Linked DNA regions of Mus musculus: region 1 is linked to region 2. The links are chromatin contacts, found by POLR2A ChIA-PET in ENCODE. All regions are on one chromosome and are shown on one strand. The core of a region is the stretch at or near the end of the contact, and the rest is flanking DNA. Distances in the headings are between cores, read along the strand shown.

Region 1 (4,331 bases), core at 1,144-3,643, 470 kb after region 2:
GACCACGGACACGCCGCTAGCATTACCTTTACCATGTCTCTGTATTTCTCTTTGAGCTCCTGGTACATCCTGCTATAGCGCAGGATAGACACCAGGGAAAGTGTGCTTTTAAACTCGCTCTTCCTGTTCTCCACCGCCCACCTGGCCAGCTTGGACAGCAGTTCTTCTCCGAGCCAGGCAGGCTTAGGATAGACAACACCATCTGAATGCCATCTCTCTGGACAGAAAATTAAAACAGATATGAACCTTCAAAAATAAGAGAAATACCAATGAGAATGCTAGCTTCAATCCTTAGTCCTAAGTGACATGTTCATTTTCCCAGAAGGGAGGAGCAACTACAGCATTCTTTCAATGTGTGTATGTGTATGTGTGTGTGTGTGTGTGTGCATGTGCATGTGTGTGTGTGTGTGCGTGTTGTTGTTGCAGGTATCAAACCCAAGACCTCGCTAAGGCACAAAATGGGCAGGTGTTCTACCACTGAATGACAAACCTGTACTTTATAAGAGGGACTCTAAACTATGACAGGATATTCCACCCCCTACTCTGGACCAAGATACACAAATAGCAGTATGATAATCGGATAGAGCTCATGTGAATTTGGTCTAGATAAAAAGTCCCCTAAAGGCTCCTATGTTGAAGGCTCAGTCCCCAATTCAGCTGAGTTTAAAAGTGGAACCTTGGGGAGGTGACTGGACCATGACAGGACCAACCTCATCAACAGGCTAACTCGTAGATACACTCAGCTTAAGGGACATTGGCGGTGGTGGGGACTTAGAGGGTGAGTGAGGTTTTGTTGGAGTAAGCAGGGAGTTGTGTTGGCGGTGGGCTTTTAAGGGCAGATTTTGTCCATGGTCCCTTATGCTCCTAGTTCCTCACTACAGGCCCCAAAACCAAAGAGGGAATGATCACAAACTAAAATATGATACCCGTTTAAAATTATACACATACATCTATATCTGTGTGTGTGTGTGTGTGTGTGTGTGTGTGTTTAAAAGACAGAGGACAGCTCACAGAACATGTGGGCTCTAGGGATCAAACTCAGCTTGTAAGATTTGAAACGAGCACCTTTATGCACAGTCATCTCACTGGCCCTCAAGCATCCTTAAGTTGACTCCCTTGGGTATTATGCAACAGAAAGCTGACTAACAGAGTACCCCAGCTAGTTGCTGTACACCCCTACCGGCATATGGAATATAGAGATCAAGGACTCTGGCTACATTGTGATCCCCAATCCAGTACCAGCGCCAGGAACCAGCAGAGTGGTGACTATAGTATACATCTGAGATCAGCCAACCAACACAAGACCTTGGCTCTTCTGTACCCCAGAATCTTCCAGTTGACTGCTGATAGGACATCCGGGATGGGCATCACATAGTGGTGCAACAGCAGCGTCCAGCTCTTACCATTCTCCTTCGTTGTGATGGAGATGGAGTTGATACACGTTGCTCGTTTTAACCTCCAAATTCCCCTCATTATCTTCTTCCAAGGGCAAAAAGGTGACACTCCCACTGGAGACATCTGAGGGGGAAAGACAAGGCTATCAGGTCATAACTGCTCTAAACGGATCCCTTGGAAGTAGAACTGAGCAGCGATGGACAGGAGAGTAATGCTTTCCAGTCCTTAGTGGCTGTCCAGCACTGGGGAGAGGGCTCTACACTTTGGACACACCATTATAGCTAGCACTTAGACAATACAAGGCCAGAGCTGGGTGGTGGGTGGTGTGGCGCTCCTTTAATCCCAGTACTTGGAAGGCTGAGGCGGGTGTATCTCTGTGAGTTCGAGGCCAGCCTGTTCTACATAGCGAATTCCAGGCCATATAAGGCCCTGTCTCAAAAAGCGAACGCTTTTCAGTCTGTTTGCGCTCTTCCCACTACTCTCCTACCTTGCACTACCAGTTCTTTCTTCGGCTCTGTGAGTGGGGAGTGCGGGCTCGCTTTCGGGATGACAGTCCTGAGAATCAGGTCGAGCTCCTGCGCGGCTTCAGGCTGAGGACCCAACGAGGGGCCACAGAGGAAGGCCAGCATTTCCGGATTGGCGTGGACGAGGCTTTGGGAGACTCGGTCCCATAGCGAGTTCAGGTCAGCCGCGGGAGCGGTGCCTTCGCGGCTCGCCCTAGGTCCCGACTCTGGCTCTCCTTTAGGAGAAGCCTGTCCGGGTTCCCTCTCCAGCCCGTGTCCCTGTCCCTGCCGCGGTCCACACTCCGCCTGGGCGTGGGACCGCAAAGTTCTCCCGCGGGCTTCCATGCGGGCGCCGCACAGCCTCTTGTTGGCCACCTGTGGCCTCTCCAGCCACACGGTCACGGCGGCCCAGAAGCCTGCAGGTAGCAGGGCATCAGGATCGCTTAGCCGCACTCTACCCAGCTCCTCCATGGCTGCGCGCTCGGCGCGTTGGGATGACGCGACCCGGAAGCGCATTGACTCACGGGAGTTAGAGCCTGGACCCGGAAGGCCATCCCTTTGTCCTTTTTGCTGGGCGGTAGCTTCGGAGCCGCTGGCGGAGCCTGGGACGCGGGAGGAGCAGAGTGTGGGCCGCAGTGGATACAGCCTCCTGGGGTCCTCAACGACTGAATGTACAACCCCTTCTCTGCTTGCTTTCTTGCTTGGAAATAAGAGCTCCCAAGCGGTACATCCGATTCGTGCCCCCTAAATGAAATTTTGCCCCCAGAGGTTCCACCTCTCACGACAAAGCTAATAATACTGAGAGGAGAGGAAGTTACTTGAGCAAACAAGACGTAACTGATACACTCAGCAGAAAGCCACACTTATATGAAGGATTCTACAAAGCTGGTTGGCTAACTACAACTTCATGATTGTAAAGAATTGGAATGCGGACCCAAAGCTAGCATTACCTTGGGCGATTATTTAGCTCCTTTATAGCCATGCATTGCCCACCTGTGTCTGACTCCAAATTCTTTGACTGGAATACATTAACTTGCCAGAAAGTAACCTCCTACCAACCCAAAAGATAAAGCTGGCATCAGAAAACATAAGAAACCTATAACACAGACGTTCTGAAAGTATAACAAAGTAAAAACAGAATTCTAGGCCTTTAGGCCCAGGCTTGGGAATGTGGCCTTTGTAAAGGTATGCTAATCATAAAACAGATAGCGACATTCCTCTACCCACCCGCTTCCTGGGTTCAAAGAGTGCTCATTCAAAGAAAGTCACCCTGACCATTGCCATATACAAATGTGCTTTTGTTAGGGGCTCTTAGAAACTGTTTTGAAAAATAACCCTCACAATTACCAGGTATTCCTCGTGACTCTTGTAACTTTGCACTTCCTTGTGACTCTTAACTGGTATTTTTGTTATTTTCCAACAATGCCCTTCCCACCTCCTTGAGTTGTGGTTTCTTCCTTTAAATACCCCCTTACTCAGCTACTCGGGGCGCCACGGTCCTCTACCCCTTCGTGGTGTATGACCGTGGGCCCGAGAGCGCTCTTGAATAAAAATCCTCTTGCATTTTGCAACAGGCCCGTTTCTTGTGGGTGATTTTGGGGTGTCGCCTCTCCTGAGTCAGAACGTGGGGGAGTCCTCACGTTGTGGGTCTTTCATTTCTTACTTTGTTACCTGAGGTCCGAAACAAAGTATTTGTTAAATCCTTTGGAATGTACAAACTATTAGCTTCCACCAACATGAAGGCTAAAAATGTCTCCAGCAATTTCCCCTCATTGTTCTAACCCACCTACCTGTTGGTACCCATCCTTGTATTTTAAAAATACTTACTTTATGGATTTTGTTACTATTAAAAAAACTGTCACCACGTATGAACATAGTTTTTAAACCATAGTCACTCATATTTGTCTCCAGACTAAGCTATCCCTCACTCCCTTTAAGGTCAAAGCTGTGTTTTTATATCAGCACAACAACCACATGCCTCTGCTCTAATGGTCCAAAGAGCCAAACACGCATCTTTGACCTCATCTCCCAACCTCTTGGCAACACCCATGTAGGCCAAAGTTTCACTTTGTTGCTGCTCCTGGGTTTCATTATGTCCCTTAGGGAACCAGGGGCACTTTACAGCAGCTAAACAACAACTATGGCTGCTTTGCTCAAGTAACGGGGACTGCACGGGTGGCCGAGGGAAGTTTGGAAGTAATAGAGGGGGTGGTGGGAGCTGGCGGTGAGTGGTAACAGAGAGTGACGGCAGCAGCTGCAACACCAGTGAGGACAGCAAAATGGAGCAGTAGCAAACAATAGCCGCGGCTGTGGTCATAGCAAGAGAGGCAGCCAGAGCAGAAATCATACAGTGGGGCTAAAGAGTGAGAGTAAGGAATTAAGGCTGACGGAGAGAAGGCTGTAAAGAGCTTGAAGAGTTCCACAGAGCTGTCA
Region 2 (4,868 bases), core at 2,267-4,766:
GGTTGCCTGGGTATCAATGTACCAAGGCCCTAGCCCTGACTCTCTCCCAACATTCATAAAACAGCACAGGAGCTTTTGAGCAAACCCAGGGCATGTGTCCTCAGGTGAGTCACCTCATAGGCTGCACTTGCTGTCACAATGTCCCCCTACTCCAGTCCCTCAACTTGGCCTGGGGGCTGGTGGCTGCCCCCGCTGTGAGAATAGGAAGGTACCGTTGAGGTTGTGGATCAGTTTTGCTTCTTTCTCCCCATCCTTATCCAAGCCTTCCACCTTCAGCTTTTTCCAGTTGAGTTCATCCCTCTCTTGTATCTTCAGGTCAGAATGCAGCTCGGCCAGCCTCACAGGAGACAGATGAAGCTGCCCAAGAAGAAAGGAGGGACATGCGATAAGCCGATGTGCGATGTACCACAGGCAACAAGGCTGACCTGGGGGAGGGGGAACTGAGAGTTCAGAGTGGACAGGGCTGGAAGTCACTGACAAGACACACAGGGACTTCAAAGACTGATGACGCCTATGTCAGGAGCCCAGCTAGAGACACAGCTGAGTCTGTGTCTGGAAATCCCAGGTCCAGGAGGAAGCCAAGGGCTGTCAGAAGGCTCCTGCAGCAGGGCACCACACCTTTCCCACGCTGACACCTGGAGCTACGGACCAGGTAAAGCATACATATCCATTGAAGGGCTGGACTTGGTGAGGAAATGAGTTATTTTTACAAGAAGTAGGAGAAGAAAAAAGAATCACCACATAATAGAAGATTAAATTTATATAAAAAAAAAAACCTTGCCAATATAATCTTACATTTTTTTTTGAGGTACCAGGACCAGATTCAGGGCCTTGTACAAAGTAGGCATGCTACCACAGAGAGATTCTTTCTCAGAATCAGTTAGGACTCTGCTCCCAGGGGACCTGAGAGGTCAGCTCCTGTAATCTGAATACATTTTGTTTAAGAGGATGAGACTGGGTCTCTGAGAGGATGTGGTAACCTGCAGAGGTTTCCCTACCCCAACTCCAAGGAGAGTCCTTTGCTCCCCACACTGCCCAGGAGTCTTCATCTTGCAACACACTGGGCACGTCAGATCGCTGAGTCAGGACAGACATGTCCCAAATCCCGTCACAGCTCATCATCCTAAGTATGTCTACGAAACAGGAACCGGGTAACGCCAGAGTCAGGGCACGAAGGGCTAGACTGCCATGAAGCAATCCCCCTCCTCCCACAAGTCTCAAATTGCCCAATCTCACAAGATAGAGGTGGGCTCCATGCCTTTGCAGAGCTCTCCCATACCCGGCTCCACTCCCTTGGGTATCAAGACAGACCTCAGCTCTTCTAAAGGTGGACTGGGAATGGGGCGAGGCAAAGAGCTCTGCCACACTTTCTCTTCCACCTCATACATGATAAACTGCAAGGATAAAACTTCTCCTGGATAGTGAAGATCACTGAGAATCCCCACAAGGCTACAACCCAGGAGAAGCCTAGGGGAGCACTTCAACTACTTAAAACAGTAGGGATGGGAGCTGATTGCACTATCGGCCTCACCCCGAAGGGCAGAAGGCCCAACCCAAATGTTTACATGAAAGATAAGAACCTGGTGCTCTCCCCCTGAGCTCAGGTGACCTAGCAGGTAGGACCCAGCTGGAAGCCTCCCTGTCTAGAAAGAAAAGCAGCAAAACTCAACCTATGTCCTCAAGGCCTAGGCTCCTTGGAAGTAGAGGGAGTAGACACAGGACATCCTGTAAGGGAAGCCACTGGAAGAACGAATGTCCCCCTCCGTTCAACAGAAAAAGTGAACGCAAATCCCCTGCAGAACTTTAGGGCTGGAGGGCTGGAATGACGTGCAGCCCAAGGCTTAGACAGGATGACGAGAGCAGCCGTCCGCACAGTGACATCAGACTGTGGACAACCAGCAGAAATATAATCTGATGCTGCCACTGATCAGTGGCCATGGTGGAGGTCCAGGAGACCACCAAGGCACAGAGTGAGGATGAAAGTCACCTGGATGTGCATGTGGAGGACTGGGGGCCACCTTCTGAGTGAAAGAGACCCCAGGATCTACGGACAGCAGACCACATTTCCCCAACAGTCTTCGACGGTACCTGCTAATGTCTTCGTGGCCCCATCCTCATCTTACTGGGTAATCCCAGGTGAAGCACACTCATCCCGTGGGCACACCCCTGGAGATGGCGGTCAGGGACAGCCAGCCTTTTACCCTAGATGGTTCCCACTGCTCCCATGCTCTTCACACAGCCACTCCCAGCTCTGCTCCCGGACCCTTCCCCCAGAAAGCTGAACTGCTTTTCCAGGCCACAGGGCTGTCCTAAACCTTTGCAGGCTGGACACTTGTCCCCCTCTTGCAGCAGTCTCTCAAAGACACTGGCTGGCCACTAAGCTGTCTGTGAGGCACCACTCCCCTTCCCCAGAAGCCAACCTCCCAACTACCTCTCCATCCAAAGTCTCCAGGGCCAAAGTTCTACACGGTTTTATTTTAAAAAATCACTTAGTTTGCAAATTATTTACTCTCCCCTCAAACTCAGGAATGTTTAAGCTGGAGGGCTAAAGGGCAACCCTCTGCAAGCTCTAGAGGAAGATAGTGTGGCTCTGAAAGAATACTTAAACAAAAGCCCAAGTCCTAGCCTAGGACTGTAATCTGGGAGGGGACCCAAGTTCCAGGCCAGCCCTCAGGCTCTGGATATCTCCATTTCAAAAGGAAGAGAGATTAGCATAGCTACTAAATCTAACTTCAGCATTCCCCAGACAGGGTGTAGTGTTTACCTATACTAAGGAATTCCAATCCCCTAAGGAACTGCTTTACCCAAATTAACCAGCTCCATTAGCAACTGGGGCTTCTGCAATCTCCATACAGTCTTATCTCAGGGCACCGTTTTTTTTTTTCTTTCATTGGAGTAAATACAGATAAAGAAAAGACTTCCAAGTCTGGCCCCATGTAGAAAGTGCCCCCCCTCCCCTCTACCTCCATCTGAATTGGCTCTTTGGAAAATTAGCTTTTTGGGCAGAGGTGTCCACAGCTAGGAAGGGTGGGTGTCACTCATTCTTTAGGGTCCCTAATTGCACTAAAGGCAACCACAGGCCCTTGACACCAGCACCAAGTTCCTTTAGGGCCTATGGGTCTCTTATTACAAGTGAGGTCAAGATGGCCCACCTGACATTTAAAGGGGGGCTGTACAAAGGGTAGGCCGTTCCCCGTCCCAGAGGTTATGTTGGCCTCTCAATCAGGGCCCTGCTCTCCTTCGCTCACACGCAGCACCTCGCCCCCATCCCCGCGCGTCTCCCTGGCCCCGCTCACCCGCTTGGCCTTCTCCCATAGCTGGTTCAGCTTCTCCATGCGGAACTCCTCCCCGGACTCGCGCTTGGCGGCCATCTCCGGCTCGTTCTTCTCTCGCGAGTACTTGCCGCCATGGCCTGCTATGGGCTGGGGCACAAGCATCAGCGGCAGCAACAACAGCACTAGCAGTTGGAGCCGGGGCAGCGTAGAGACCCTCTCTCTTCGAGGCGCCATCTTCCTCTGAAGCGCTAGCAGACTGACAGGACTGGGTCTTGTAGGACCGCCCATCTGTAGCCCCGCCCATCAACCGGTCTCCGCGAGGCCCCGCCTCCCTTCTCAATCCGATCCCGCCCACCCCAGGCCCCGCCCATATGACTGCCCACTTTTCGGTCTCTGGCTCCGCCCTGCCCAACACCAGCAAAGAGCAATTATCCCAAGGTATTTTCACGCTGGGGCTGCAAAATTCAGAGCTCACTAGCGGGGCTGTAAGGAGAAGCAGCTGGGAAAGCGCACTTATGCACCGCCCCACTCCTCGTAATCACACAAGAAGTGCGGCGGAAGATGATTTTGCCATTAAACCCGGGAGCAGCTATCTCAGCTCCGTCTTTGGGACACATCCCAGACACTTCCCCTCCGGGGTTTCTGTTTGGAAGGCTTTGTGCACTTGCCTAGTCTCTGCACCTGCAGCCCTGGAGAAAATCCAATGGACATAGTGAGGCCCAGCAAGCCTGTTGGGGACATGGCCTGGCCTGGTGACAACCTGGTGCTCGAGGAACCCAGGAGTCTGGTACAGGCACCAGCAGTTTGGGCCCAGGAGGGACAGGCAGAAGAGTCGTCTGGTAAGGATGACCAGTGTCTTAGTCAGGGTTTCTATTCCTGCACAAACATCATGATCAAGAAGCAAGTTAGGGAGGAAAGGGTTTATTCGGCTTACACTTCCATGCTGCTGTTCATCACCAAGGAAGTCAGGACTGGAACTCAAGCAGGTCAGGAAGCAGGAGCCGAGCAGAGGCCATGGAGGGATGTTCCTTACTGGCTTGCTTCCCCTGGCTTGCTCAGCCTGCTCTCTTATAGAACCAAGACTGCCAGCCCAGAGATGGTACCAATCACAAGGGGACCTCCCCACTTGATCACTAATTGAGAAAATGCCTTACAGTTGGATCTTGTGGAGGCATTTCCCCAACTGAAGCTCCTTTCTCTGTGATAACTCCAGCTGTGTCAAGTTGACACAAAACTAACCAGTACAACCAGAAAGGGTCTCCAATAGGGAGATACATGGAGGACAAGGGTAGGGGATATTTGGGGGGAGTGGTGCTTTTTTCTTTTTTTAATAGTTTTAAGCTGTATTTTGTGTTTCCACAAAAAGGGTTCAGTATATCTGGAACCCTGGTGGTTTGCAGACGTTAGCACCTGTTTTCTGAGATCTATTTTTGGTTTGGTTTGGTTAGCTCTGGTTATCCTGGCATTCACTATATAGACCAAACTAGCCTCAAACTCAGAGATTTGTATGCCTCTGCCTCCCAGATACTGGGATTAAAGGTGTGCACCACTTTGCCCGGCCTAAAATGTCTCCTTTTCAGATAGGAGAGAGGG

What was found. ChIA-PET counts read pairs that join two places held with the same protein, here RNA polymerase II (POLR2A).
Region 1: POLR2A ChIA-PET joins it to region 2 with 17 read pairs in embryonic stem cell. The contact joins the promoter of Trmt44 here to the promoter of Lrpap1 in region 2. POLR2A ChIA-PET finds 5 or more read pairs at or near these places in 4 of 5 experiments (Patski and embryonic stem cell).

The regions. Positions count from the first base shown.
Region 1 is chr5:35,572,677-35,577,007 of GRCm38, forward strand. Trmt44 (tRNA methyltransferase 44) reads right to left here and starts at 2,394. Exons shown (of 11, transcript NM_030208.3): 1 at 1,883-2,394; 2 at 1,404-1,518; 3 at 27-246. The coding sequence starts at 2,369.
Region 2 is chr5:35,102,183-35,107,050 of GRCm38, forward strand. Lrpap1 (low density lipoprotein receptor-related protein associated protein 1) reads right to left here and starts at 3,517. Exons shown (of 8, transcript NM_013587.3): 1 at 3,297-3,517; 2 at 213-357. The coding sequence starts at 3,509.